2 separate regions of the Homo sapiens genome follow, and region 1 is linked to region 2. Evidence: read pairs that join two places in POLR2A ChIA-PET (ENCODE). Cell type or tissue: GM12878. All regions are shown on one strand. Each heading gives the region's core, and the rest is flanking DNA. Links, peaks and the distances in the headings are about the cores only.

Region 1 (15,710 bases), core at 5,222-7,721, 150 kb before region 2:
AACTGTTTTTTAATTTGCATTTCCATGGCCTGGGTAGAAAAAGTGACAAAGGAAAAATAAAGGCACATCAGTAAATACAGAAAGCCTTCTACCATAATGATATAATACAAGTGCTGAGAGCGTCTGTTTTTTGGTGCAGTGACTCACATTGCTAATCAATAAAAATCAAGCAGTATGTATGACACAGACAAAAGTTAACTCTACCTGTACTTTTGGTTTTATATTGAATGACTATAAGTAATTTTGAATTTACAAATGGGGTCAAAGAAAATATGGACTGTTACAAGGGGATGACAACTCTAAGCAGATTGAGCGATACTATGAAGCTTAGCTTGTTGAAAGAGTGGCAACTCTTTTCATGCTTTCCTAGTCAGACACTTCAGTGTCTTCCATTGTTCATTGTTTTTCCCCCCTTTTTTTTTGTTTCTGTGTTTCACCCTGTTTTCAAGTGAGACAGGGGATAGCATTATATAAGCCAGCTCTCACTGCTCTGGTTTATAGCAATTTCTTATCAACTCCATAAAGGAGAGTATATGGATGGTACCTTATATCCTAACGCATTTCTACTGGATTTCAGCGTAAACTGAGAGAGAAAAGTGATTTAGAATTTTTTTCCCCATTAAGAGGTTGTGCTTGCATGTAGCAATATAAAATATGCATTTGGGCAAAGAGAAGGTAGAGTATATTATTTTGAGCCCAGAAGGCATTCCATCAGGTTGCCCCACAGTCATGTGTGCACTTCACGAACACTCTGAGGACTTATGGTGATAGAAATCATTGCTTAGCTTAGAATTTGACTGAAGAGACGCATAGCCAGTGTGATCCAGGTTGGCCTCATATCTGTGGCAACACTGACAACGTCCTCCCGGATATATAGCAATGGCTTAGTACACAGAGCTTGTTAATTAGCAGTCAGCTAAAATTAGCTGGAGGCAGTGAGGGCTACAGGAGTTCCTCCACATCTCTGCATCTCTAGTGCAGAAGTGGTAAATGCCTGGCACTTATAGATTCATTCCTGATGACCATGACAGACATCACTAATAAATGACACTCTTTCCTCCTAAGCTTGGATGTGGCTTTAGAGTCTTTCTCAATACAGCAGTGCTCAAAGTACCTAACACCAATAGAACTTCCTTATTTCCTGGGATTAAAACCATAAACTGCTATTAGTCCAGTTTTGAAGATGGCAGGTCATGAAGTGCTCAGAGAAATTCCATAATGGATATGATGACAAATTGATAGATAATGTAGTATAATAATAGTTTCCAAACCAGCTTGCCCAACATCTCCTTTTCAGGAGCTTAAATATAGACTCTGTGCTTTGCAACTGGAGATTCTGATACAATAGGTGTGGGGTGCAGAAATTTGTGATTCTGAAAAGTTGCTCAGGTGACTCTGACACTTCAGGTAGAGAAACCACTGATCTGGTCCAACACTGTCCAGCAGCACAAATCTTACCTTTAAGTTTTTTGGCTGTTGCCGAAGTTCCATGACATGCTTTCTGTGCAGTTCTCTTTCTCGCCTCTTATTGTACTCCAGCTGGTTTTCCAGTTCCGTCTGGTGCTGTAAACGGATCAGATCCATGCGTAGCTTCTGTAACGTGTGCAGCTGCCTGTACTCTAGCTCTCGGGTGGACTCGTCGTGCCGGATTAGCATGGCATGCTCCATCTCCTTCTGGGTCCTCTTTTTATTTAGTTCCTGCGTCCAGGAACAAAAGATAAACGGAGAGAGGTGAATGGAGATGAACTGGAAGGAATGCACAACTAAGTGAGGGAGGGCAAGGAATGGCACTGCTAACCATCTCTTAATTAAACCCATTAGTGTTTGGCAGCAGGACTTAATGAGATTAAATTAACAATCTCTTCAGGTTTAGGTTCTGTTCCTGGGTCCACCACTTACAAAATGGGCAACTTCACAGCAATCACTACTGTACTCTCTGTAAAATGGGATTAATTCTACCTGACTCTCTCTTACCTCACAGAGCTGCTGTGAACCTTAGTTAGGTGATGTGCTATGCATAGGTCTACATAAATGTTTCTTCAGTGAAGCTAGTGGTCCTACACCCTGACGGCCCATAAAAATCATGTGAGGAAACTTTTCAAACATAAGATGCTTGAATCTCACAGGGTGAAATTCTTATAACTGTCTGGGGTGGGAGCCTGATGTCAGTATTGGGAAGAGTTCTCCAGGTGGTGCCAATAAGCAATCAAGATTGAGAATTAAACTGATAATATCTGCAATGTTCTTAGCTTTCTGGGAAATACTCTGTTTTTGCATGAATCAGAGGTAGGCCAATTGTCTATTTTTTAAAATCTCAGAGTTCAAGGCATGTTGGGGAAAAAAAAACAGATGAGATCTCTCCCCTTTCATCTTCTGCATTACAGTCTGTTTGATCATTTATAGATCTAATCACTCTGTTCTTTTCCGTTCTACTCATGTCTTTCTTTCTTCCTTTTCTTTCTTTCTTTCTTTGGTATTGAAGGAGGAAAGGAAAGCAAACTAGAAAAAAGGGGAAGTTGGGTGAAATCTTTTCATTCCTCAATTGAAGAATATTTCCTAAATAGCACTATATATGAAGATCAGAACAATGTGCTCTCAGTACATAAAAATATTTATTAAACCATGACTTCTGTCCTCAACTCACTGACACTCCAACAGGGAAGTGCACTAGACATTTATTGAAGTATATGCTCTGCTCAAAGCTCACTGAATCAGATTTAGATACGTGGCCCAACCTGGGTCAATTTATTTTCTCTACTCGGAATTTGGAATTGATATTCAGAACCAGTTAATCTCTATGTGTGGCTGGAATTAAGGCATATAAAAACCACATATGTGGTAGTCATCTGCTGCTATGAGGGCTGAGGATTAGAGAAAGCTGGGCTTCAGATCAAGAAGAAAGGAAAAGAAAGAAGTGCAGGGAATATACTGATGCCTAAGTTACTTACTGCTTCTGAGCCCTCCAGTAGGTCTAGCTGTATTACTGCTATTCGATTTTATAAGACATTCCTGTATTTCTATAGTAATTTCCCTGGTTTTGGCTTAAGCTAGCTGAAATAAATTTCAGTTAACATGCAAACAAAAAAATCTTAATTAATACAGGGACATACTTTTTTTTTGGGGGGGGTGGGGGTAGAGATGGGGTCTCACTATGTTGCCCAGGTTGGTCTCGGACTCCTGGACTCAAGTGATCCTCCCATCTCAACCTCCCAAAATGCTGTGATTATAGGCATGAGCCACCCCACCATGCCCAGCCAGGAAATAAGTTTTACGTCCAAATTAAAAAAAAAAAAAGAGAGAGAGCAATGTTGGATAAGTGATGAATGCTATAAAAGGGGTAAAGATTTTATGCTATAAGATTTCTGAAAAGGGTGGTATTATTATTACTATTATTTTGAGACAGAGTATTGCTCTTGTTGCCCAGTGCAATGGAGTGCAATGGTGTGACTTCGGCTCACAGCAACCTCCGCCTCCCAGGTTCAAGCAATTCTCCTGCCTCAACCTCCAGAGTAGCTTGGACTACAGGCACATGCCACCACGCCTGGCTAACTTTTGTATTTTTAGTAGAGATGGAGTTTCTCCATGTTGGTCAGGCTGGTCTCGAACTCCCGATCTCAGGTGATCTGCCCGCCTTGGCCTCTCAAAGTGGTAGGATTACAGGCGTGAGCCACCGTGCCCGACCTAGCAGTATTACTATTAAGAAGGTCAAGGAGCCTGGGGCGGTGGCTCACGCCTGCAATCCCAGCACTTTGGGAGGCCGAGGCGGGTGGATCACGAGGTCAGGAGATCGAGACCATCCTGGCTAACATGGTGAAACCCCGTCTCCACTTAAAAATACAAAAAAAAAATTAGCCGGGCCTGGTGGCGGGCACCTGTAGTCCCAGCTACTCGGAAGGCTGAGGCAGGAGAATGGCGTGAACCCGGGAGGCGTAGCTTGCAGGGAGCCAAGATCGCGCCACTGCACTCCAGCCTGGGGGACAGAGCGAGACTCCGTCTCAAAAAAAACAGAAAAACAACAACGAAACAAACAAACAAACAAAAGAACGTCAAGGAAAGGAGAAAGCTTTTGAGCTGTACTTTATTTATACTTATTTATTAAATTTTTGAGACGGAGTTTCTACTTTGTTGCCCAGGCTGGAGTGCAATGGTGCGATCTTGGCTTGCTGCAACCTCCGCCTCCAGGGTTCAAGCAATTCTCCCGCCTCAGCCTCCCGAGTAGCTGGGATTACAGGTGCCCACCACCACGCCTGGCTAATTTTTGTATTTTTAGTATAGATGGGGTTTCACCATGTTGGCCAGGCTGTTCTCAAACTCCTGACCGCAGGTGATCCACCCGCCTCGGCCTTTCAAAGTGCTGGGACTACAGGCGTGAGCCACCATGCCCCAGCCTCAGCTGTACTTTAAATTAGAACAATAGAGGGCCTCTCTTCTCTGATGGCATCCACTATAGGAGAAAATGCAAATTATTTATTTTAATAGATATCATCGATAACATTTTTATACTGGCGTGGTTGGAAATATCTTGCACACTTGGGCTCCCTATTGATTGAAGAGAAATCCTTTTAATAGCACAGCATCTAGTACTAGAGTACAGTCACTAATCATTCACTTATTCATTCAACAAGTAGTTATTGAGCACCTACTATGTGCTGGGCACTGTTGTAGGAACTAGGGATAGAACAGTGAACATGTACACCCCCTCAGCGACCTTATAAGGAGAAAAAACCCAAAGTATAAATACAATTTAAATTTGTTTTAAGGAATAAAAAATAAGCCCTTAGAGTTATCTCTCTCATCTCCTCCCGTGTTTTCCTTTGTTTTATTTTTCTTCTTTACCTAGACCATCAAATTTCTTTTTTACAAAGCAGTAACTGGCCCGTAGGTGGCACCAAAGGATGGAGAGCCCTTCCCACAGACGAAAGCTCTCCCAGGCCAAGGAAAGCCCTTTAAATGAGGACTTTAATTGAGGTCCAGGAGTCCCAACACCAGGCATTTATTCATCCCACACTTTCCTAAATTGAGAAATGCAAACTGAGCCTGAGTTGCTAAGAGCCCTGAAACTCATGGGCTCTTGACACAAAGCAAAACACACAAAGCAAGCAAACACCTTCAGAAGAAATCAAGTGCTTCTCTTCCTGCTTAATGAAATGCTTCAAGATACTGTCCACAGAATACCTACATCCGAATTACCTGTGTTATAAGGGACTAGTCTCTATAACAAGCTACGCAGCTAATTCTGATATATATGAAAGTTTGAGAATCAATGGAAAAGTGCTAAGGGTGTGAGTCAGTTTCAGCTCCTCTATAAGTCTTATGTATGGCTTGGGGCAAGTCTCTTAATCTGTATTTCAGGTGTAAAATGAGGATAGCAGTACACATTGTGAACTATCGTAGTTGTAAAGATAAAATGAAAGACCATAAGAAAGTGCTTCAGAATACATAAATGTCATTATTTTTCTCTATTCAGAAGGGAATACATGGCATATAATATCTTAAATCTAGTTTTTATAAACTATTAGAAGAGTAAGAAAAACATGATACTGAAATGGCTTTTCTGTTACAAGTTGTTCCCTTCACCTTTAATTTGTACATCTGAGTTGCTGAGGTGTAAGATGGTAAGCTACCTTTAATATTTGAGACATGGGGGAAAAATTATTCACCTTATTATGAGGCCAGTGCTGTGCCTACATAATAATGTTTAATGTGCTTTCCATTTTTAAAAGTTATTCCATACATCTCATTCAATCCAAATTGCCACCCTATGAGGTGATAAGACTGTAAGGATTTCCCCCTTTTATATGTGTTAGTAGGCATTTGGGAGTTGAAGGACTAACATAAAGTTACACAACTTCTATAAAGAGAACTGAGGCTAAAACTCAGGTATTTAGCTTCTCAGCATTTTCCATTAGAAATGTTCCAATAAATGAGGCCAGACGCGGTGGCTCATGCCTATAATCCCAGCACTTTGGGAGGCTGAGACAGGTGGATCAGCTGAGGTCAGGAGTTCGAGATCAGCCTGGCCAACGTGGTTAAACCCTGTCTCTACCAAAAATACAAAATTAGCCAGGTGTGGTGGCACATGCCTGTAATCCCAGCTACTTGGGAGGCTGAGGCAGGAGAATCACTTGAACTCGGGAGGCGGAGGTTGCAGTGAGCTGAGACTGCGCCATTGCATTCCAGCCTGGGCAACAAGAGCGAAACTCCGTCTCAAAAAAAAAAAAAAAAAGTTCTAATAAATGGCATACTTTCCTGTTTTATACTTTTTCAGTCTGTGATAAAATATTTTGAAGAATTCTGCTCTAGCTAGACATGATACAATGGTTACTTTATTTGTACAAATGACACAATATACACACTAGAGCCACATCATGTGCACCTTTAGCTTATACAAATTTAACAAAATGAGCTGAGCAAAAACTAAAAAATCAGTTTTAATGGTACAGATCATTCTGCCCACCCATGTACTCAATGTATGTGTGTGTGTGTATATATATATATACACACACACACACACACATACACACACACACACACACACACACGTATAAGCCCTGGAGGGAGTGTGGGATAAGATACATGCAGCTTCCTTTCCCTCGGTCAATGTCCAGTGTGTTTCAAGCACTCTAACTTCTAATGGAAGTAGTATTGACTTCTTTAAAAGCAGCGGATTTCACTCATGCCAAATTTTTATGCTCAGGCTCACTGAGGTTGAGTAAAAACGAGAATTCTAACTTTTAAATAGAGATGCTGTCAGCCTATGACATTTAATGCCTTCTTAGTTTCAGTTCTTAGTTTCAACACTGGTCAGAAAATGCTGAGTGTCTGTGTGTGTTGGTGATAGAGAAAGAGGCTCAACCCAGTTTCAGTGATCTTCTTGTTTTCACTAATTAAAAGGATTGCTAATACTCAATCCTTTAGGCAAAGACACAGGAAACCAGGCATTCTTGTGCTTTGTTGGTGGGAGTATAAACTCCTTTAGAGAGCAATTTAGTGATATTTATTTTAAAAATTTAGATGTATGCATTCTTTGACCCAGGAATTCCACTTCCGAAAATGTATCCCCCAAAATACTTGTTTACATGTAAAAATATCTATGTACAACAATGTTCTTATATTATTAATAATACTGTAAAACTTCAACAAAATGTCCACCGAGAAGTGTCTCATTAAATAAATGATATTGAGGCCATACAACAAAATACTATTAGATGAAAAAGAATGAAGCAGAGCTGTACGTGCTGGAAGGTAAATGGAAAAAAGAGTTACAAAACAGTGGAGTGGACATCTGTTACTTTTTGTAAGGCTCAGCTTCCATTTTTCCTGCTTCTCTTTATAGGCTCTTTTTTTTTTTTTTCCTTTTTTTGCAAAATGACTCCCCCTTATCTGGAATCAGAGAGAGTGTTGAATAAGGCATAAGCACATGACCCAATCAAGTTATATCTCTCCTAGGAATTTTAATCTCGAACAGAAACGATACAAAGACAAAAAGTGGTTGGAGGAGGTACACTGAAATGGCAGTGCCTGGAGAACTGCACATGAGCCCTTGCTCTCTGTGTCATGGAAGTTGCTTTACCAGCGTGGCTCTTCATGTTTTCCCGCTCAGTTCTTCAGCTCTTTACCTACCTCATATCCTTCCAATAAATTCCTTTTCAGCCTTAAGTCAGCCAGAGTTTATTTCTATTGCTTGCAAATCAAATAATCCTACTGATACAAAAGTAATCTCATTTTTGTAAAGTCATATATAATATAGCTGTACATATGTATATAGAAAAAAACCTAGAAATATACATGCCAAATTAATGGAGACTGTTTGAGGGTAGAGATTGGGTGGAATGGGATTGTCGAAAAGGTGAAGATGGGCTGATGCTGGTCAAATGGTAGAAAGTTCCAGTTATGCAAGACGAATAATTACTGGAGCTCTAATGCACTCACTGCATGGTGATGATAGTTAACAATGTTGTATTACATGCTTGTAATTTGCTAAGAGGACAAGTCCTAAATTAAATCTCCCTACTCAACCCCATGCACACATGCACACAAATGTAACTATGCGGAGGTAATGGATATGTTAGTTAGCTTTCATGTGGTGATTATTTCACAATGTATACATATATCAAAACATCAAGTTGTATACCGTAAATACATACAATTTTTATATGTTGATATCTCAATAAAACTGTTAAAAAGAACTTTCACTACTTAGCTTTATGTGTTTCTGTTTTCGTCTATTTTCAATGTTCTTGAGTTACTTTTGTAAATAAAAAAGCTTTGAACATTTTCATGAAGGTGGGCTCTGGAATAAGACTAAACAAAAGAAAATCTAGACTTTTAAGAAAAATACTCTTACAGAGTTATTTTTTGCTCAACTGGCTAGAACCTAATACTAATGAAGTCACCAATATAGTTTCTATCATTTTTAGGGAGTAATTATCTTCTGTAACTTTTATTGACATGAATTGTCCCCTTAGCCTCAGACTTCCTCCAAATATCTATTATTAGAATAACAATAAATGTTACATGAAAAGACTCCCAAATGACTTATTTCCAACTGGCCATTAGCCTTTTTCATTTTGATTTTTTGACTTCTGACAAACTCAAAATGTGCAGTACTGAATCAGCTTGCTTGCTTTCCTTCCTTCCTTCCTTCCTTCCTTCCTTCCTTCCTTCCTTCCTTTCTTTCTTTCTTTCTTTCTATTTTTTTGAGACAGAGTTTCACTCTTGTTGCCCAGGCTGGAGTGGAATGGCGCGATCTCGGCTCACTGCAACCTCTGCCTCCCAGGTTCAAGTGATTCTCCCTCCTCAGCCTCCCAAGTAGCTGGGATTACAGGCACCCACCACCACACTTGGCTAATTTTTGTATTTTTAGTAGAGACAGAGTTTCACCATGTTGGCCAGGCTGGTCTCGAACTCCTGACCTCAGGTGACCCACCTGCCTTGGCCTCCCAAAGTGCTGGGATTACAGGCGTGAGCCACCACGCCCACCCCCACCCCCCCCCCTTTTTTTTTAAAGACAGTCTCACTCTGTCATCCAGGTTGGAACGCAATGGCATGATCTCAGCTTACTGCAAGCTCTGCCTCCTGGGTTCAAGCCATCCTCCCACCTCAGCCTCCCGAGTAGCTGGGATTACAGGCGCCCACCACCACGCCTGGCTAATTTTTGTAGTACAGATGGGGTTTCACCATGTTGGCCAGGCTGGTCTCGAACTCCTGACCTCAAGTGATCCGCCTGCCTGAGCCTCCCAAAGTGCTGGGATTATAGGTATGAGCCAGCATGCCCGGCCTGAGTCAGCTTCTTACCAAAACCTCTCTTTAATCTCTTCTCTGTTTCTACCACATCTTCATTTCCCCTAGTGTTAAGCCCTAGAAATAATTTTGATTCCATCATCTTTTCTCTCATATCTTTTTTTTTGAGACGGAGTCTCCCTCTGTCACCCAGTCTGGAGTGCAGTGGCGCAATCTCTGCTCACTGCAAGCTCCGCCTCCCGGGTTCACGCCATTCTCCTGCCTCAGCCTCCCGAGTAGCTGGGACTACAGATGCCTGCCACTGCGCCCAGCCAATTTTTTTGAATTTTTAGTAGAGACGGGGTTTCACCATGTTAGCCAGGATGGTCTCCATCTCCCGACCTCGTGATCCGCCCGCCTCGGCTTCCCAAAGTGCTGGGATTACAGGAGTGAGCCACTGCGCCCGGCCTCTCTCGTATCTTAGTATATGTCAAGTCCTGTTTACTTTAAACTTCAAATGGTGTTTTGAATCTACTGCTCTGACAGCCACTACCACCAGCCTTGTCCATATCCTATTTCCTGCTACTAGTCTCTTCTCTCTAATCCTGTGTTTCTCAAGCAGTTTTTTTTTTCATCATTGCCCCTATAAGGAGGCTTTCTAGGCTTTTTCTCCCTTAATTATCCCCATCACTGAAATATTAATACCACAGGTAAACTGTGTATCTGTTTATGCACTGTGGTCCTTTGAAGCTGTAATAAGACCTAGGTCACCGCACCCCAACAGGAACCCACTTTCACCCACTGGGGGCGTTATCACCCCCATTGAGAATCTATGTTCAAATCATTCTGTGTATTACTGTCAATCTGGGCTAATCTCTTTAAAGTACAATTTTAGCCATATCACTGCCCTTCTCAAAAATGTTTAGCAGGCTGGATGTGGTGGCTCATGCCTGTAATCTCCACACTTTGGGAGGCTGAGGCAGGCAGGTCACTTGAGCTCAAGAGTTTGAGACCAACCTGGACAACATGGTAAAACCCCCACCTCTACTAAAAATATAAAAATTAACCGGGCGTGGTGGTGTGTGCCCGTAATCCCAGCTACCTGGGGGGCTGAAGTGGGAGGATCGCTTGAACCTAGGAGGTGGAGGTTGCAGTGAGCTGAGGTTGCGCCACTGTACTCCAGCCTGGGCAACAGAGCGAGACTCTGTCTCCACAAAAAAATGTTCAGCAGCTCACAGCTCTCCCTCTTCCAATAAGACAGCATGCAGAAAGAGCCTGAGCCTGGCCTACATGTGTTCAATACATTTTAGTTTGCTTCACCCTTTTTCCTTCTCATTTCAATGCAGCTCTCTAACAAGGTTCTATCAATTCACTTTTGTATTAACTGTGCTGGAAGTGCTTGTTTCCCTCATGTAGGCTAACACTGGGCTTTTCTCAGACTTTGATACTGTTACCACTGTGCTAGATCATTTATAAAGTTTTCTCTGCTTACTCCAGGTCACAATGATTTTCTGTTGAACACAGTATTCTGTATTCCTCATCTCAGTGAATGCCAGCATATCCATCCAACCTCCCAAATTAGAAACTTGGAAGTCACTTCTGACTTCCTCTTCTGAAATTCCCATATCTATTTGGTAAGGATTAACTATCAGTTCTGAGTAAGAAATGTCACTCAGATCTAATTGCCTCTATCCCCACAGCCTCTTCCAGGCTAGAACTGGAGAAAGAGCATCCTGGCTGACCTCATTGCACTTTGCTTTTCATGACTTCTATCTCTCTATCATACTGAAGCACTAATTCTTTTGTTTGTTTGTTTGTTTGTTTGAGATAAGTCTCACTCTATCACCCAGGCTGGAGTGCAGTGGCACGATCCTGGCTCACTGTAACCTCTGCCTCCTAGGCTCAAGTGATTCTCCTGCCTCAGTCTCCTGAGTAGCTGGGATTATAGGCGTGCACCACCATGCCCAGGTAATTTTTGTATTTTTAGTAGAGACGGGGTTTCACCATGTTGGCCAGGTTGGTCTCAAACTCCTGACCTCAAGTGATCCTTCTGCCTTGGCCTCCCAAAGTGCTGGGATTACAGGCATGAGCCACCATGCCTGGCTGATGCACTAATTCTTCAAAATAAAGAAATGTCTCATCATGTCATTACCCTGCTTAAAAATCTCTCATGGCCACTGCCTTCAGGCTAAAAGTCAAATGCCTTGCCTTAAACAAGGGTCTCTACATTCTGCTTCCAACTAATATTGTTCTGCCCGCCACTCTATATACACAGAACTCTGGTCACACTCATCTTTTCATCAATAGCAGAGTCATCTAAGCCCTCTCATGATTGTATGCCAATGATACTTTATTTCTATGTCTAATATGTCACCTAACATATTGTATTGTAATTAGTCTGTTACATGTTTTTTTCTGCTCTTAGACTCATAGCCATTTGAAGGCAGGGAGTACAGCTTCTTGGTATCCCTGGTGTCTAGCACTCACTCTGAGAGTACTGGATGATGGAATAAATGCACTTAGTTATAGAGCATCATAATGTTACTTAAATGTTTTATGCGGAGTCACAAAAATACAAGTCCTTGACAAGTAGGCTGAAAACAAAAATTCTCGATTCTACTTCTTTTGATTCTTCATTGTGTGATATGGCTTATAACGGGAGTTCAATAAAATTCTATTACATGTATTTAGATGGAGTTGATTCCTTGTTCTGTGAGTGGGCTTCCTCTTATCAATAGTAAGTTCATTCCCTGACTTTTTTTGTATACCTACTCTGTGTTAGCCACTGTGCTAAAAGGCTAGAAAGGCTAGGGATATAGGAATGGACCAGGCAGACATGGTCACAAGCCTCACATAGCATATTGTCTCCTATGTCAATGACAATAGTTACGAGCGTAATAAATACCTCCCGAATGTTCTGCTGCTCCACCTCGTGCCGCTTGATCATTATTTTCCGCTTGAAGAAACGACAATTTTTGTCGTAGTACAGTCTCTGTTGAGTGAGAAGGTGGGCTTCCTCTTCAGCCTGTGTGTGCTGCAAGTTCTCTTTATGTTTGGAGATCCGCTCTTGCTTCTCTTTCTTGGGTGTGCTATGGTCCTCATTCATTTCCTAAAAAGAACAGACAAAAACCAAGCCAGCCTTACTAAATGAAAGGGACTGTAACAGCTTATTGCAACTGAAGATTAAGTTATTTGGAAAGCCAATGCAGATGTAAGCACAGAAAAGCTTAGTGTTGCACATCCTTCCCCCAATTTTTTTTATTTGCTCATTAATTGAGTATTAAGTGAGAGGGACACTTGTGAGTTTCTGTATCTTTGGTTTCTCACTAACAGAAATTATTTGTTCACTCATTCACTCAACACAAACTTAACAAGCTCCTATCATGTGACAGGCAGTGTGCAAGATACAGGACACAAAGGTGAGTAAAAGGCCATGATAACTGCCACCGTGTGTCTTTATTATAGAATCAAAAATTAAAGAACCGCAGAAATGAACTAAAAATTACTGTGATCACTGCTTTGAAGAGGACGTACTTGGCCCTAGAAGAATTTAATAGAAAATATTTAATCTTGGTAGTAACTAAGAAAAATTATTCAGAGTTAACCAGCGGAAAAGGAAAGGGAAGAATACTCTCAGTAGAGAAAACAGCATGTGCAAAACCCTAGGGGTTGGAGAGGAAACATGGTGCCATCAAGGGCTGAAAGAAGGTCAGAGGGGCTGGTGTAACGTAATATGAGATAAGTCTGGCCAGGTAGGCAGGACCATTGAGGCTTTACAGGCCAATATAAGGACACTGATCTTTAGTATAGGAGAAATGGATTTCATGCATGTGAGAGTGTCATAATGAGATGCATTTGAAAATGATTACTCTGGCTGCCATGGGGAGAACAGAATGAAGGAGGCAAGAACATATGAAGATAGCTGGGAGGCTACTGGAAAGGTCCAGGCAAGAGAGATGGTAGTAGCTTGGACAAAGGAAGTAGTGACAAGACTGAGAGAAGCAGACAGATTCCAAAGAGAAGAGGTGACTATGCAAATGTCACTAGTTTGAATTTTAGGAAAAAACATTCTTCACTTGGGATTATAGAGTAAACAAACCATCTATATTTTCCAAGGACAAAATTCACAATTTTTCCAGAACATCTGAGCAAAGGAAACAAAGCAGTGAATCAGGACTGTTAAGATGTTAAACTGTGGTGAAAAGAAGAAGACTACTTGTTAAGAAAGTACAGTATACTCTTCTTTCTTCATTTGGTTAGCTACTCACTCAGCTAAAATCTCCTTTAGTTGCTAACACCTATTTTACTTAATGTTTTGTGATGCCGATATCATAGACTATTTTATCTCTTAGCCAAGAAGTCTCTGTAAATCAACTTTCAACTATCCTGTTCCAGTGAAGCTGTAAGTGAAATCTTAGAATCAACAAGAGAAAGTGTTGTTTTCAGAGTAAGCTGGAGTAAGCTGGGATCACAAGAGGAAGCCTGGGTCATTCATCTCTTCATGCCGTGATGTCACTACTTGGTTGGCCATTAACCACTAGACTGCAGACCCCGATTCAAATATAATCACAAAAATTTACTCCAAAATCAAGAATAAATTATTTCTGGACCATCTATCATTCTGTATTAGATACTCCTGTTATCTATCAAAAGTGGTGATAATGAAAAAATTTTTTTGTCATTCCAAGGACAATATCTGTAAGTATATAAATATCTAAATATATATGCCACTTTAAATAGTCTGAACTAAGCTTTACTTCAGAAAAAGTAATATTAGCTTTTGCATAGAATGGTCTAGTGGGGTTATCTCAAATTGGCTTCTGGCTTTTTTTTTTTTTTCATGAGCATGTTCAAAGACAGAAGTGTAGGCCTGTGGGCTTTGGCACTCAAGTCTGAGTATGGTGAGCCAAAAATTGACGTATGCTTGAGGACTGAGTGGGGACTCTTAAATGCTGTTCTGTGGGAAAATCTTCTAGAAGGTAGAGTTCATGAAATTTCCAAATATCTCAATGTTACAAAAACTCAAAATGGTGGCCATAGTCATAAAGTATGGCCTCCAGTGGATGAGTGGACGCGTGGAGTTAGAAATAAGGAAGGTATCTATTTATTTTATTTTACGATTTTTTTTTGAGACAGAGTCTTACTCTGTTGCCCAGGCTGGAGTGCAGTGGTGTGATCTCGGCTTACTGCAACCTCTGCCTCCTGTATTCAAGCAATTTGTCCTGCCTCAACCTCCTGAGTAGCTGGGATTACAGGCGCCCGCCATCAAGCTCAGCTAATTTTGTATTTTTATAGAGATGTCGTTTTACCATGTTGGCCAGGCTGGTCTTGAACTCCTGACCTCAGTTGATCCACCCACCTTGGCCTCCCAAAGTGCTGGGATTACAGGCATGAGCCACCGTGCCCAGCCAAGGAAGGTATTTAGAGTGGAGAAAAACCTCAAAATTTCTTAGGCTATCTCTGATCCAGCAACATCATATTATGATATAAAAATTAAGCTCAAGCCAATAACTCAGAGAAAATGGAAAGAATGTGAACCTTCTGAGTTGGGCTATTCTCTCTACACCCGGGTTTTCTAGACCTTATGGTGTCAGAGATTCTACCCATTCAGCCAGTGTAAATCAAATACAATTTTCTGTTAGGTCTAACAATTACCAGTGGCTTACCTGGGCAGGACAAAAAATCCCTAGGCCCACCCCAACCCCCTTGGTTTCACTTCCTAACTAAAAAAGAATTGGAGGAGAACCTTGCTGAGTCCTCTATTGCTAACCTACAAATCAGAATATGAGCTCAGGCCAGGCGTGGTGGCTCACGCCTGTAATCTCAGCACTTTGGGAGGCTGAGGTGAAGGATTACCTGAGGTCAGGAGTTCAAGACCAGCCTGGCTAACATGGTGAAACTCTGTTTCTACTAAAAATACAAAAAATTAGCTGGGCATGGTGGTGCACGCCTGTAATCTCGGCTACTTGGGAGGCTGAAGCAGGAGAGTTGCTTGAACCCGGGAGGTGGAGGTTGCAGTGAGCCGAGACTATGACATTGCACTCCAGCTTGGGCAACAAGAGCGAAACTCCATCTCAAAAGAAAAAAAAATAAAGAATATGAGCTCAAACACATGATTTTATATATACTAAAACAATGCGCCATATTGAATTTTATTAAACCTTAATACACTTAGTAAGTCTACAAATAAGAAATACTAAGGTTTATGAGAAGAAAAGTCCATGGAGCTGCAGACGATTCACCTGTAAGTACTGGTAAAAGGAGAACTGAAGAAATTTGAGCTTTCAGATCAAAGTGCAGTTCTTTGGGAAGAACTCCTAAGTCCACTAGTGGTCTTCAACCAAATATTCCAGAATCAATCATTCATTTACCAAATATTCATGTGTACAGGGCACAGGGATACAGTTGTGAGCAAACAAAAACATGGTCTGTGCTCTTATGATGCTTACCAGTTAGTAGAGTAAGTAGCTCAAATAATCATTAAACAA
Region 2 (15,710 bases), core at 5,617-8,116:
ATTTTTTCTGGATACTCAGAGTAATTTATTTTCTCTTAAAGCTCGACCACTGCTGGTTTTTGTTTTTTAACTTTTATTTTAGGTTTGGGGCACACATACAAGTTTATTATATAGGTTAACTGGTGTCATGGGGTTTTGGTGTATAGATTATTTTGTCACCCAGGAACTAAGTATAGTACCTGATAGTTGTTTTTTCTGATCCTCTCCCTCCATTTGGAGTTTTCTTATTCTATTCCTATTTACTGCTAACTTTATTTTTTATGTTTTTATTTAATTTTTTTAGAATTTAGATAGGGTCTCACTATGTTGCCCAGGCTAGTGTCGAACTCCTGGGCTCAAGTGATCCTCCTGTCTTGGCCTCCCAAAATACTGGGATTACAGGGGTGAGCCTCCTCACCCAGCTTATAATTTTAATTATTTCAACACTTGGTTTAAATTTTTCTTTTTGACTTATATTCTTCATGATTGTAAATGGATGTGAAACGTTTCATAATTTTTATAAAAATCCATACATGTTTCCCTCAAGTTCTTGAGTCTAAAATTAACATAGATCTGTCCTTACTTTTATTTAGTGGACCTTAATGTTCACTGAAGAAATATTATTGATACTTAGAGTAACTAAGCCACAATGGTAGGTTCCATAGTTAAAAGATAATTTTATATATTGTACTTTGGACTTAAACTAATCATTCAATTGTAAAGTAGTAACATCAAACTTTTGCTCTCAGAGTTTGTTCTGCTTCATCAGTACATTCAAATAGAATGCTCCATAATGAAGAAAATAGTCTATCACTTCATTTGCACTATCCAATAATGGTAGCCATTAACAACATGTGGCTAGTAAGCACTTGAAATGTGGCTAGTGCAACAGAAGAACGGAATTTTTAAGTGTTTAATTTTAATTAATTTTCATTTAAATAGCTCTTTGGCTAGAAACTACAATGTTGGACAACACAGTTCTAGATAGTTCAAAAAACATCAGTAATTATGTGGAAATAGAATAATAATGATTCTCATTACTAAACTATACAGGTTATATCATTGCCTCAGGAATTGCTGACACATCTCTTGACCAATTGTGCAAGAAGCAATGAGGTTTTGAGCACGGTTTTTTACCACTTTATGAATCAACCTTCCCGCCTCCTCTTCCCCCCCCCATCTCTGGAGTCCTCATAGTTTTCTCTTTAAAATCATTTGTAAAACAGAAAGCAAAGCTCTCAGATCTAACCAGTAGTCTAACTCTGACCTTAGGCTCCCACGGGAATTCAATTATTTTTGTTGGCCTAACCTCTAAGGGATGATGGATTTGCTATCTCTGTGTCCTCCTTCTTCCCTGACTCCCCCTCCCACCCTCACATCTTCTCCTCTAACTAGTCACATTTAGTTAGTTTCTTGACCTGCTGCCTTTGTTTTAAACAGGAATGAAAGAGAACCATAACTGGAAACAGAAACTGTTGCATTCAGTTATTAGGTCGCAATGGGAAAAATGAGGCTGTGTATGTATAAGTGTTTTTGCAGGGTTTAGGATAGCAGCTGCAGCTACCCCTTCTTTCCTTCCACTGCTAGACAAATTTCCAAGCACTTGATACTAGAGTTCTACCACTAGCTAGCCAGCTAGAGGTCTCGGTATCCTCTATGAACTGTTAATGAAGTTCCGGAAGTTCTTTCCTTAAAAAACAAAAGTTCTGAATGCTGACTCTCTAACCACGGAAATGGTATCTTATTACTAAAACACTAAAAATGTTAAGCTGCATACTGCTCCAATGAGTAGTCTGTAGACTTGTTACCATCTGTACTGGCCATAGCGAAAAAGGGTTTGACACTACATGATAGTTACTGGTACTTGTTCCCAATAGCTGCTTAAAATAAGCTGTTGGCAAGTTTGACTACTTTTTTTTTTTTTTTACATTTAAAAAATAACAACATTAAACAGTTATATCTGTAAATGTAAGAAGGTTAAGGCATTCTAAGTCACAGGATGGGATAGGAGGTAGGCACAAGATACAGGTCATAAAGACCTTGCTGATAAAACAGGTTGCAGTAAAGAAGCCGGCCAAAACCCACCAAAACCAAGATGGCAATGAGAATGACCTCTGGTCGTCCTCACTGCTATACTCCCACCAATGCCATGACAGTTTACAGATGCCACGGCAACATCAGGAAGTTACCCTATATGGTCTAAAAAGGGGAAGCATGAATAATAGACCCTTTGTTTAGCATATCATCAAGAAATAACCATAAAACTGGGCAACCAGCAACCCCCCGGGGCTGCTCTGTCTGTGGAGTAGCCATTCTTTTATGCCTTTACTTTCTTAATAAACTTGCTTTCACTTAAAAAAAAAATTAAACATTTACATTTGTATAAAGTACTTTCACATACCTAACCAAATTCAATTATTTTAACAACCCAGTAAGGCAGGAAAATCAGTTATTATTATTCTGATTTTTATGAGTGTCATCTGACTCCTAGGATAGCAGCATGTTTCCCAGTATACCAGTACTTCTACCTGGCAAGGGTGCTGCCCAAAAATGGTCTTGGGAGAATGTAGACGGTGTAGAAAAGTCTGTAATTTGGCCGGGCGCGGTGGCTCACACCTGTAATGGCAGCATTTTGGGAGGCCGAGGCAGGTGGATTACCTGAGGTCAGGAGTTTGAGACCAGCCTGACTAACATGGTAAAACCCTGTCTCTACTAAAAATACAAAAATTAGCCAGGCGTGGTGGCACATGCCTGTAATCCCAGCTACTTGGGAGGCTGAGGCAGGAGACTCGTTTGAACCCAGGAGGCGGAGGTTGCAGTGACCTGAGATCGCACCACTGCACTCCAGCCTGGGGAACAGCAGCGAAACTCTGTCTCCAAAAAAAAAAAAAAAAAAAAAAAAAAAAGCCTGTATGGTTGTAATTAATTGAGCACTCAAATTTAGTTCTTAAAACATTTTCTTTCCCCTCTTTGAATTATATTATTTTAAATGTCACTGGGCACGGTGGCTCACGCCTGTAATCCCAGCACTTTGGGAGGCCAAGGAGGGCGGGTCACCTGAGGTCAGGAGTTCGAGACCAGCCTGGCCAACGTGGCGAAACCCCATCTCTACTACAAATACAAAAATAAGCTGGGCGTGGTGCTGCATGTCTGTAATCCCAGCTACTTGGGAGGCTGAGGCAGGAAGAATTGCTTGAACCCAGAGGTAGAGGTTGCAATGAGCCGAGCTCGGGCCACTGCATTGCAGCCTGGGCAACAGAGTGAGACTGTCTCCAAAAAAAAAAAAAAAAAAAGCCAACCTTCTAGGGTAGATTTTGTAAAAACCAAATTATGGACATCCTAAGTTCTCAGATGTACAAATGAGTTACAGCTCTAAGTTGCATCTCTTCAATTTTATTTCTTGAAACAACTGCCCTCCTCCCTGCAAATCTACCCTCCCTTCTTGGCTCAAATGGTGGTTTTCTTTCCTTTTTTTTTTTGAGATGAAGTCTTGCTCTTATCCCCCAGGCTGGAGTGCAATGGCACGATCTTGGCTCACTGCAACCTCCGCCTTCCGGGTTCAAGAGATTCTCCTGCCTCACCCTCCCGAGTAGCTGGGATTACAGGCGCCTGCCACCACGCCTGGCTAATTTTTGTATTTTTAGTAGAGATGGGGTTTCACCATGTTGGCCAGGCTGGTCTCAAACTCCTGACCTCAGGTGATCTGCCCGCCTCAGCCTCCCAAAGTGCTGAGATTACAGGCCTGAGTCATCAGGCCCCGCCACATGGTGGTTTTCTTTATCTTCCTCCTGGCTATGTGCTGGGTAGCAGATTATCCACAATTATTATTGTAGCTCAAAAACCTGAGTTTTCCTGTTTCTCTTCTTTTACCATTTTCTTATTCTTTCCCCCCATAGGCAACTCCCTCCCTTCTCATAATTAGCTTAAGACCTTAATGTTGGCTGGGTGTGGTGGCTCACACCTGTAATCACAGCATTTTGGGAGGCTGAGGCAGGCAGATCGCTTGAGCCCAGGAGTTTGAGGCCACAAGATCAGCCTGAATAACATGGCAAAACCCAATTTCTACAATAAAATATAAAAATTAGCTGGGCATAGTGGCGTGCACCTGTGGTCCCTGCTACTTGGAAGGCTGAGGTGGGAGGATTCCTTGAGTCAGGGAGATGGAGGTTGCAGTGAGCCGTGATCGTGCCACTGCACTCAACCTCTACAACAGAGTGAGATTACAGAGTGAGACTGTGTCTCATAAATAAATGAACAAATAAATAAGACAGACCTTAATGTTTTCTAACAAGGTGGTTTTGATATTTGGTGAGCTATGTATAGACTCTTCTGAAATGTGAAATATGTATGTCTTCAAACATATAAACAAGGTAAGTTCTTCACACACTATGAAGCTTCATAAAAGGTTCCATTTAAATTTGTATCTTGGCAAAATTATTGAACTTGGGGAGTATCCCTAAACTGTTAAATCAGCAATATTACATCTGTTCCAAACTGGTATCTCATTTTTCTTGGAGTTCACAGAAAACAAAAAATAAGGCAACATAAAAATTATCCAGAGTTTTGCTTGGACAGATTTCTATTATCTGCCCATTTAATATATAATATCTATTTGATATAATTTATTAAATGTTTATAATCATCCTTCTATTATATAAATAGGTTTACCACATCTGCTTGGTGATGTTGGTAGCTTTTTTCTTCTGTTATAAGGGAGAATATGGAGGAAGGATTTAAAGTACAGGAGGTCAAATGGAGTCAAGAATGTGTAAACCGTGTAGTGTAGATAGCCTTAATATATTCTGGACTTAGAGTTTTAGGGCAGTGGGAAAACTAATCACATTCATAAGACATTTTGCAACTACATTATTCCCCCACAAATAATAGTTATTTTAATCTATATCCACAAATAATAGTTACTGGCTATATCTACAAAGTTTGTGTAGATATCTACAGATTCTATGACCCTACAGTGTTTCATAGGTATTCATGTAGCACTTTTAAAGTACAATTAATGAACTGTGTCCAGCAAAGGTTTATACTGGCCTTTCCTTCAAAATTAATGAAATAAAACTGTACATTGTTGTCTCAGTAAAAATAAAGGCACAAAGAATTCACAAATAGGGGCCGGGCATGGTGGCTCATGCCTGTAATCCCACCACCTTGGGAGACCGAGGCAGGTGGATCACCTGAGGTCAGGAGTTCGAGACCAGCCTAACAAACATGGTGAAACCCTGTCTTTACTAAAAATACAAAAATTAGCTGGGTGTGGTAGTGGGCACCTGTAATCCCAGCTACTTGGGAGGCTGAGGCAGGAGAATCGCTTGAACTTGGGAGGCAGAGGTTGCAGTAAGCCAAGGTTGTGCCATTGCACTCCAGCCTGGGTGACAGAGAGAGACTCTGTCTCAGAAAAAAAGAAAAAAAAGAAAGAGCTCACAAATAAGTTTGTTATAAGGATTTTCACCATGAGATAGGGAAAACTCTTATTAGCCTGAAACATGGCCTTTGGCCCTTCCTCATAGGAATCCCAAGAGACAAAGAATAAGTCTCATTTAGAGTTGAATAATTTTTTTTTTTTAAAAACAGCATTAGATCTATGTAAAGATAGTATTTAAAAACCAAACAAAACTAAGAAATGGGAAAAAGAAATGGCAGGTGAAGAACTCTTTTCAGAGAATAAAAGTTGTCATATAGCAATGGATGCTGTGTCAGAACATACTGCCAATAAACTTTAAGAAAAAAGGAACTCAATGAAGTTACTGTTATATAAAACAGGAGCTCACAGCAGGGATGTAAGAGTTAATGGAAGATATCGTGAGCCAAAACAGGGAATAAAACATGATTTGGCAGAAGTCAAGAGAGATGTGGGGAGAAAAATAAAACCACTAATGAAATGAAGCTGGCAAGAAGCAGCACAAAGAACTGGCAATGGTGGAGACGTGGTAAGGGACATGGGTGGAGAATTGAGGAAAGTAGCAAAACAACAGCACCTTGAATAAAGTTTTTAAAAACTAGAGTAAATTATAGATTTGAAAGATAATATATTCAAAATCAGTTTCCTTGAAAAATAGAAATATAATTGTAAATCTATAATTTTAAAAAACTTTCTACAAATGAAAATAAACTTGAAGCTACAGACTGAAAAGGCACACAGAAGCCAGGGGAAACAGGCACAGAATAATTAAACATTGAGACATAGCTTTATTAAGCTACTAAATTCCAAAGATTAAAATAAGGGCTTGACATTAAAAAAAAATCTAGTCCCTTAATTTAAGACTACTTTAAAGCCTATAGAAAAAATATGGCTAAATTATATAAGCAAGTGTAATTCTGAAAATAAACAATGCTAAGATTTTAGATAATAGTTACCCATAATGTTCCTATAACCTGTAACTAACCATACCTTGGACAACTAAAATAAATTAAGATTTTTCTTGGTCTGGGGAAGTAGACGGTAGCAAGGGATGTTTCTTGAAATTACTTATTAAAGGCTTATTACTAATATCTAATTCAATAAGCATCACAACCTACAAATGTTTTATAATAGAATTATTCACAAAATCCACAAAACAGCTTATGTTAGCCTGATTTTACACATGAAGAAATGAAAGCAAAGCTAAAGGAAATTAATTGTCCACAGTTGCATGTTGAATCATCAGAAACAGGAGAGTATCACTTCTAGTACAATTTTTTGTTTGTCTTTAACAGGTTTTGTCACTACCTTGCACTCTGACATTATTTTTGGCTACTGAGTAACACCGATCTTAACTAGAGGCCTGTAGTATCATGATCTAACACAACAAAACTATAATGAGTGTTGAAAGACTGTGGAGAAAAAAATAAATTTGGGGAAACATAACAGATGTGAATTCCATCAATCAAAAATGCTTATCTGCTGGTGAGGCTCTATTCTGCTGAGCCCTGTATTAAAATCTGGAGTGAAAATAAAACTGAACCCAAAATCCCTAACACTAAAGACGGAAAAATGCAGAAAAGAGGCTAAATAGCTATTTTAAAAGAGTTAAAAGCAAACAAAATGAAATCTTTAAAAACTGAAAATTTAAAAATCATATATAAAGAGACAGCTATCCAACTAGAGATAATGCTAGATCCTAGTAGGACAGTCAGGCAAGACATTACAGAAGACAGACATTTTCAGCTCTATTACAAGGAAAGAGAATGGCTGTTTCTTTTCTTTTCTCTTCTTTTTTATTTTTTATTTTATTTTATCTTTTTTTTTGAGACCGAGTTTTTGCTCTGTTGTCCAGGCTGGAGTGCAATGGCATGATCTTGGCTCACTGCAACCTCCGCCTCCTGGGTTCAAGTGATTCTCCTGCCTCAGCCTCCCAAGTAGCTGGGATTACAGGCATCTGCCACCACACTTGGCTAATTTTTGTATTTTTAGTAGAAATGAGGTTTCACCACATTGGCCAGGCTGGTCTCAAACTCCTGACCTCAGGTGATCCACCTGTTTCAGCCTCCCAAAATGCTAAGATTACAGGCGTAGCCACCGCATAGGCTGAGAAAGGCTGTTTCTTATAACTTCAACTAAGACTGGGACCCTCTAATATTTAAAAGGGTTTTATTTTGTCAAAAGTAACCTCATGGTAAGGTTGTATCAGACACTTGAATAGTAAGCTTTTACATTACAGAAATGACTAAACTGTCCAGTAATCTAAGGCTAAAATTTAGGGAAAAGAAAATCAAATCTATATTAAAGAATAACCAGAAGAACTTCTTATGTAAAAATCAAACTGGAATAAGTAATTATGGATTTATCTTACTTGGCGACTGAGTCAAAGAAGTTAATTTATCCTCATTGCCATTAAAGTTGTCTTTGCTCTTTTGCACAGTATAGTATTTCTCAAATTGTTCTCCTTGCCATGCCTCTAATCCTGCCTGCCTTTCTCTGGAAGTAATATAATGCAAGAGCCCACTAGTGAAGAGAAAGCCTAAGAAGGAAGTTTTAGGCCCTTCCAAGCCCACAAAATGCAAACCTTTTAACAGTGACATTTTAATTTCCATCACAGTACACACTACCTATGTATCTTCTAGAACAGTAACTGCATATTTGCCTAGGATTTCCTGAAATTAACGTTACAGGAAGCCTCCAACTTGCAAAAGAGTTGGGTCCCAAAAGTTCACTTCTAAGCTAAGTATCTGTAACTCTGAATATGTTTTTACCCAAAATCAATGTTTCATATGGAATTTAGGTTTTCAGGTTTGTCCACAAAGGGTTTGTCCCTAAAGCAAATTCAATATCTTATTTTGCATTTTAAAATATCTTTTAAAAATACTATTGAGATACAACTAATTATGCAAATCAAAAAATATTGAGTAATAACTCTAAAACAATATCGTGAATTAAGATGGAGTGCATAAAAATGACATGGTAAATGGAGACTTGAGGATATCCTGAACTTAACTTTTGGATTACTTGAGGATTTTGGGAACTAGTGACATTAGTTCTTTATTAGATCTAATGTGATTTTAAAATGTATGACTCTTATTTCTCTTGAAATACAATAAATCATTAGCACTAAAACCACAGAACATCCAAGGTTGGAAAAGACTTCAGAGATCATATTCAATCTGACCTTAATTTGGAGATGGAGAAATTGAGACTCATATGGATGGACTAACCTGACATAAGTTATCCAACTAATTAGTTCCGGAGCTGATATCCCATCCTGTATCTTTTCCACCATAACAATGCTTATCAATTATTATCAAGACCAGGTTTTTGCTCAGAATAAGGTGAAAAAAATTACTACAACCATTTTATCAGCATAATTTAGCACTATCTAGTGAAGTTGAAGATGCGCATGACTATTGCATGGGCACATGAAGGAGTTTTTGTTTCTTTTTCTTTTTCTTTTTTTTTTTTAAGATGTAGTCTCACTCTATGGCCCCGGCTGGAGTGAGTGCGTGCAGTGGCAAGATCTAAGCTGGCTGCAACCTCCGCCTCCCACATACAAGCAATTCTCCTGTCTCAGCCTCCCGACTAGCTGGGATTACAGGCATGTGCCACCACCCCTGGCTAACTTTTATACTTTTAGTAGAGATGGGGTTTCACCATGTTGGTCATGGTGAACTCCTGACCTCAAGTGATCTGCCCGCCTTGGACTCCCAAAGTGCTGGGATTACAGGCGTGAGCCACCACACCCAGCAGAAAATTTTTCATAATGGTAAAAAATGAGTAATGTATTAAACATCCATCGGTGGGGAAAAGGATAACTGATATAATCATGTGATGTAATGCCATGTTGTAGTTTAAATCAATGAGCTAAATATAAATTTATCAATATAGACACATTTCCAAAACACAATAAAGGAAAAACCAAGTTGAAGAATCATATGCAGGATATATTCAAATTTATGCAAATGTTAAAACCCACAAAAATGTATTGTTTGTAGCACACATAAATAAGAGTACAAATGGTAAAAAGAATAATATGCACCACCTTCAGGAGAGTAGATGGATTTGGGGTGGATGGAAAAGAATGGAATTGGAAAGAAGTACAAAGGAGACTCCAAATATATGTTTTTATTTCTTTAAAAAATTAATTCTGAGAGATAGGATCATGGATATTGGTTATATTCTGCAAGTTTGAAATATTTTGTTAACATTTTTAAAAAGAAAATAATCCTCCTCCCCCCAAAAAGGAAAATCTAAAAATGAAAGTGATAGGATTGAATAATTATTTGAAGTAATTATGACAGTGTTGGGAAAGAGGGAATACATATATGCACATGAGAGAAAAAAATTGGTTAGGGTAAAAGGAGGCAAATGCAAGTATAAATGACAAAGGAAAATTGAAACAGATAGTAAATAAAGGAGACTGTGAATTTTGGATCAGATAGTTTTCCAGGCTCACTGTGAGGTAATGGTATGGACTCAAGACAGCTTGGTTGCTGCTGGGATATTTTTACAATGGAAAAAGGAGTAGGGAGGTTATTAGGAGGTACTGATGCCAAGATCCCAAGGGGAATGTAATGAGACATCATGCACATGTGACTTAGAGACTGCCTCTAATTATTTGATTTCTTACATCTCCCTTCAATTTATTCCTAATAATGGGTGTTTCTGCCTTCTTAAATAAATTTATGTGCAGTGTCTGGTTTAAAAATGTTCAAGAAAAGGAATCTAAAAAATGGCCTAATGATCATGGATTTGTTAATGTAAATCTTACCTTTTAACTTCCCTTTAACTGCAGCATACCTGCTACTCATAAGAGTCTGGTTAAATATACTAGCTTACATACTGTCCTACTGAAAGAGCTCCTACTCATTTGGCATACATTATTTTCTTTGGTCTGATTCATAAAAGATAGGATGGTAAAAAAATATTTTGCCTCAAGGACATCATTTTTTTTTTACTCTCTCTTAGAGGTGGGGTCTCGCTCTGTCATCCAGGCTGGAGTGCAGTTGTGCAATCTCGGATCACTGCAGCATCCTACCCTCAGCCTCCTGAGTAGCTGGGAACACAGTCGTGTACCACCCTGCCTGGCTAGATTCTCTCTCTTTTTTTTTTTGATTGTTAATAAAGACAAGCTCTTACAATTTTGTCCAGGCTGGTCTTGAACTTCTGGCTCAAGCAATCCTCCTGGTTCGGCCTCCCAAAGTGCCAGGATTACAGGCATGAGCCATCGTGGCTGGCCAATGACATGATCTTATATCCAGAAAACCCTAAATAACTCACATCTACAAACTACTAGAGCTATTAAATAAATTTAGCAAAGTTCCAGGGTATAAAAATAACAAAATCAGTTGTATTTCTATATACTGGCAATGAACAATCTGAAAAGGAAATTAAGAAAACAATCTATAATAAGAGCAAAAAGAATACTTCAATTATTCCTCCTTGGAATAAATTTAACCAAGGAAGCATAAAAACATGAACAATGAAAACTACAAAACATTGCTGGGGCTGGGCACGGTGGCTCACGCCTGTAATCTCAGCATTTGGGAGGCCAAGGTGGGTGGATTGCTTGAGCTCAGGAGTTCGAGACCAGCCTGGCCAACATGGCGAAGCCCCGTCTCTATTAAAAATACAAAAATTAGCTGGGTGTGGTGGTGCACGCCTGTAACTCCAGCTACTTGGGAGGCTGAGGCAGGAGAATTGCTCGAAACTGTGAGGCAGAAGTTGCAGTGAGCCGAGATTATTGTGCCACTACACTCTGGCCTGGGCAACGAAGTGAAAGTTTGTCTCAAAAAAAAAAAAAAAAAAAAATCGCTGGGAGAATTTTTTTTTTTTTTTTTTTTTAGACAGTCTTGCTCTGTTGCCCAGGCTGGAGTGCAGTGGCGCGATCTTGGCTCACTACAAGCTCCGCCTTCTGGGTTCACGCCATTCTCCTGCCTCAGCCTCCAGAGTAGCTGGGACTACAGGCGCCTGCCACCACGCCAAGCTAATTTTTTGTATTTTTAGTAGAGACGGGTTTCACCGTGTTAGCCAGGATGGTCTCGATCTCCTGACCTCGTGATCCACCTGCCTCGGCCTCCCAAAGTGCTAGGATTACAGGTGTGGGATTACTGCACCCAGCCAGAAATTTTTAAAGACCTAAATAAATAGAAAGACATTATGTGTTCAGGAGCTAGAAAACTTAATATTGTCAAGGTGACAATATGACTCCAAACAATATACAGATCCAATACAATTTGTATCAAAATCCCAATGGTGTTTTGTACAGAAATGGAAAAACCTGTCCTAAAATCCATATGATTTCAAAGGACCCAGAATAGCAAAAATAATCTAAAAAAGACAAACAAACAAAAAAAACAAAAACCAGTTGGAGGACTCACATTTCCTGCAGCTTATTACAAAGCTCAGTAATCAAAACACTGCAGTACTGGCCTAAGGACAGACATATATAGACCAATGGAATAGAACTGACAGCCCAGAAATAAACATTCATATCTACAGCAAATTGATTTTCAACAAGGGTGCCAAGACAACAGGGAAAGGTCAGTCTTTTCACCAAATGGTACTGGGATAACTGGATATCCATAGGCCAAAAAAATGAAGTTGGGCCCTTACTTTATACTATATACAAACAATAACTCAGAATAGATCCGAGACCTAAATAAGATATAAAGCTATAAAACTTTTTTTTTTTTTTTTTTTAGATGGAGTCTTGCTCTGTCACCAGGCTGGAGCGCAATGACGCGATCTTGGCTCACTGCAACCTCCGCCTCCTGGGTTCAAGCGATTCTCCTGCCTTAGCCTCCCAAGTAGCTGGGACTACAGGAACGCACCACCACGCCCAGCTAATTTTTGTATTTTTAGTAAAGACAGGGTTTCACCATGTTGGCCAGGATGGTCTCGATTTCTAGACCTCGTGATCTGCCTGCCTCAGCCTCCCAAAGTGCTGGGATTACAGGTGTGAGCCGCTGCGCCTGGCCACAACTCTTAAATATAGGGACAAATCTGCATGACCATGGATTTGGCAATGATTTCTTAATTAAAACCACAAGGAGCTACCACCTCACACCTGTAAGAATAGTTTTTAGCAAAAAGACAAAAGACTGAGTGTTGGTGAGCATGTAGAGAAAAGGGAACCCTTGTACACTGTTAGTGGGAATGTAAATTAGCACAGTGATTATGGAAAGCAGTATGGAGGTTTCTCAAAAAATTAAAATTAGAACTACGATATGACCTGGCAATCCCACTAATGATACACATCCAAAGGAAATGAAATGAATATGTGAAAGAGATATGTACTTTTCATGTTCATTGCAACATTATTCACAACAGCTAAGATAAGGAATCAACCCAAGTGTCCGTCAGTGGGTGAATGGAAAATGTGGCATGTGTACACAATGGAATACTATTCAGCCTTCAAAAAGAAGGAAATCCTGTCATTTGCAACAACATGGATGAACATAGAGAACATTACACTCAATGAAATAAGGCAGGCACAGAAAGACAGAAGTTGTATGATCTCATTTATGTGTGGTATCTGAAAAAAAACAGAACTCAGAAGCAGAGAATACAATGGTGCTTTCCAGGGGCTGGAGAGGTGAGGAATTGGAGAAATATTGGTCAGAAGATACAAATTATCAGCTGAAATCTGGTGATGGATATGTTATCTAGCTTGATGTATTCATTCTACAATGTATGCATATATCAAAACATCACATTGTATACCATAAATATAATTTTTCATTTGTCAATTATAAAATAAATATTTTAAAAGCAAAAAACCCCTCAACAATAAAATGACACCAAAAGCTTTTACAGGAAACAAAAGAAAAATAAATTGGACTTTACTAAAATTCAGAACTTATGTGTATCAAAGGACGCTATCAAGAGTGACAGAGAAAATATTTGCAAATCATAAACCTGATAAGAATTTAGATAATCTAAAATTGTTTTATTAGAAACCTGATAATAATCTACAACATATAAAGAACTGCTATAACTTAACAACAAAAAGACAAACGACCCAATTTTGAAATGAGAACTAGAAAACTTAATATTGTCAAGGACTTGAATAGCCATTTACTCAAAGAAGATGTACAAATGGCCAATAAACACATGAAAAAATGCTTATCATTAATTATTAGGGAAATGCAAAACCACGATGAGATATTATTTTATACTCATTAAGATGATTATAATTAAAAAAAAACCAGAAAACAACAAGTGTTGGTGAGGATGTGAAGACACTGGAACCCTTTCGCACACTGCTGGTGGGAATATAAAATGATGCAGCCTCTATGGAAAACAGTTGAACAGCTCCTCAAAAAGTTATACATAGAATTACCATGACTCAGCAACTCTACTCCCAGTTATATACCCCAAAGAATTGAAAAGAGGGACTCAAACAGATACTTGTATGCCAATGTTCATACCAGCATTATTCACAATAGCCAAAAGGTGGAAACAACGTGAAGTGTCCATCAGCAGACAGATACACAGATGAACAAAATGTGGGATATAGATACAGCAAAATATTACTTAGCCATAAAAAGGAATGAAGTACTGATAGATGTTACAGCATGGATGAACCATTGTGCTAAGTGAAAAAAGCCAGACAAAAAAGGACAAATATTATATGATTCCACTTGTATGAAATATTTAGAATAGGCAAAATTCATACAGACAGAAAAATAGATAAGGGCCTAGGCAGAGAGGGGGAAATGGGGAGTAAGTGCTTAATAGGTACAGAATTTCTGCTTGGGATGATGAAAAAGTTCTGGAAATAGATAGTGATGTTCCCATAATTATTTCCTTATGACAAGTTTCTACGAGTAGCCGGGTATGGTGGCTCTTGCCTGTAACTCTAGCACTTTGGGAGGCTGAGTTGGGAGGATCGCTTGAGCCCCAGGTATTTGAGACAAGCCTGGACAACGTAGCAAGACATCATTTCTTAAAAAAAAAAAGTATATAATAAGATACTGAACAATAATATACTTGATTATCAACACATCTCTGGGTAATCTGCTGAAAGCCCAAGGCAAATAAGTGTATCAGTTTATAGCCACTGCTAACATTTTACAAACAAAATAATTAGTAATAGTTATGATTGATTGGACACATACTGGCCAGTCACACTAGACTATAAGCTATTGAGACCAGGGCTATTTTATTATTAAAGAAACAAAAAACAAAAAGGACTTCCAGTTAGCACACTGCTTTATACAACTGCTTAAACAATGCTGTTTAAACTAAAAGAGACTTTACACTGCTAGAAGTTTGTGAAAAAAGAGGGTCCCCAAGCTGAATATTTTAGAGTCAGAGTAGAATAATTGAAAATGAATCACACTGCTATTTATAATGATAATTACAGCATGGTTTGTAATAGAAAACATTTGGAAACAACCCAAATGCCCATCAAAAAGGAATTGGTACAATTACACACTTTACTAATGTGTAGCTAATATAACAAGAAGCAGATCTATAGGAAGGAAGTCCTACTAAAGTACTGTTAAGTAACACGTAATGTGCATACGTATATGCATAATGTGTTACATTTTAAAATAATGTTAATAATATAAACAACATTAAAAAAGATCATGGAAAAAATCTAGAAGAATATGCCCAAACTGCTTATAGTGGCTATATGTTAGGGAAAAGGTTGGTATGGTTTGTAACTTTTATATTTGTTTGGGGGCATCTATTTTCTAAGTTGTATATTACTATATTGTTTAACACTGTTGTTTAACATGTATACATGCAAATACACACACACACACACAAACATACACACACACATTTTTTTTCAGACAGGGTCTCACTCTGTCGCCGAAGCTGGAGTGCAGTGGCACAATCACGGCTCACTGCAACCTCGACCTGCCAGGCTCAAGCTATCCTCCCACCTCAGCCCTCTAAGAAGCTGGGGCTACTGGTGCACGCCACCACATCTGGCTAGTTTTCATATTTTTTGTAGAATGGAGTTTTGCCATGTTGCCCAGGCTGGTCTTGAACTACTGGGCTCAAGCAATCCTCCTACCTCGGTTTCCCAAAGTGCTGGGATTACAGCCACCACGCCTGGCTGCAAGTATGTTTTTCATAAAAAAGTTCAAACAAGAAAACTAGTCATTTTGCCTTCGACTCATAATTAAAATATATGCTTCAGCAATCCAGTTAGATTACAAGACATTTCAAAAAAAGAGAACCTAAACTTTCAGAAAAATAATTTTTCTACCATCACCTATATTTTTACCAAGTACATAATTTCCATTTCCTTTGTTGTTTCACTTATCTGAGATGGCAATGTTGCTACAAA

Evidence for each region. ChIA-PET counts read pairs that join two places held together with the same protein. Peaks named below come from ENCODE experiments on the same cell type or tissue, not always from the same donor. Only the 100,000 strongest peaks of a DNase experiment are listed, where the experiment ranks them.
Region 1: POLR2A ChIA-PET joins it to region 2 with 6 read pairs; 4 of 35 experiments call an interaction of 5 or more read pairs at or near these places.

What each region holds. Positions count from the first base shown.
Region 1 is chr12:118,160,330-118,176,039 of GRCh38, forward strand. It overlaps TAOK3 (TAO kinase 3), which reads right to left. Exons shown (of 21, transcript NM_016281.4): 17 at 12,128-12,331; 18 at 1,459-1,698; 19 at 1-29. Among named protein-coding and RNA genes, the nearest start is that of PEBP1, 32 kb to the left of the region's middle. RefSeq lists a silencer at 6,567-6,616 and an enhancer at 6,857-6,966. In GM12878, for the core only: no CTCF peak of the experiment used is centred there; a DNase peak (open chromatin) is centred at 6,772; H3K27ac peaks cover 1,329 bases.
Region 2 is chr12:118,306,075-118,321,784 of GRCh38, forward strand. All of the region lies in intron 1 of TAOK3 (TAO kinase 3), which reads right to left. Among named protein-coding and RNA genes, the nearest start is that of TAOK3, 59 kb to the right of the region's middle. RefSeq lists an enhancer at 2,125-2,224. In GM12878, for the core only: no CTCF peak of the experiment used is centred there; a DNase peak (open chromatin) is centred at 6,677; H3K4me3 peaks cover 489 bases; H3K27ac peaks cover 2,500 bases.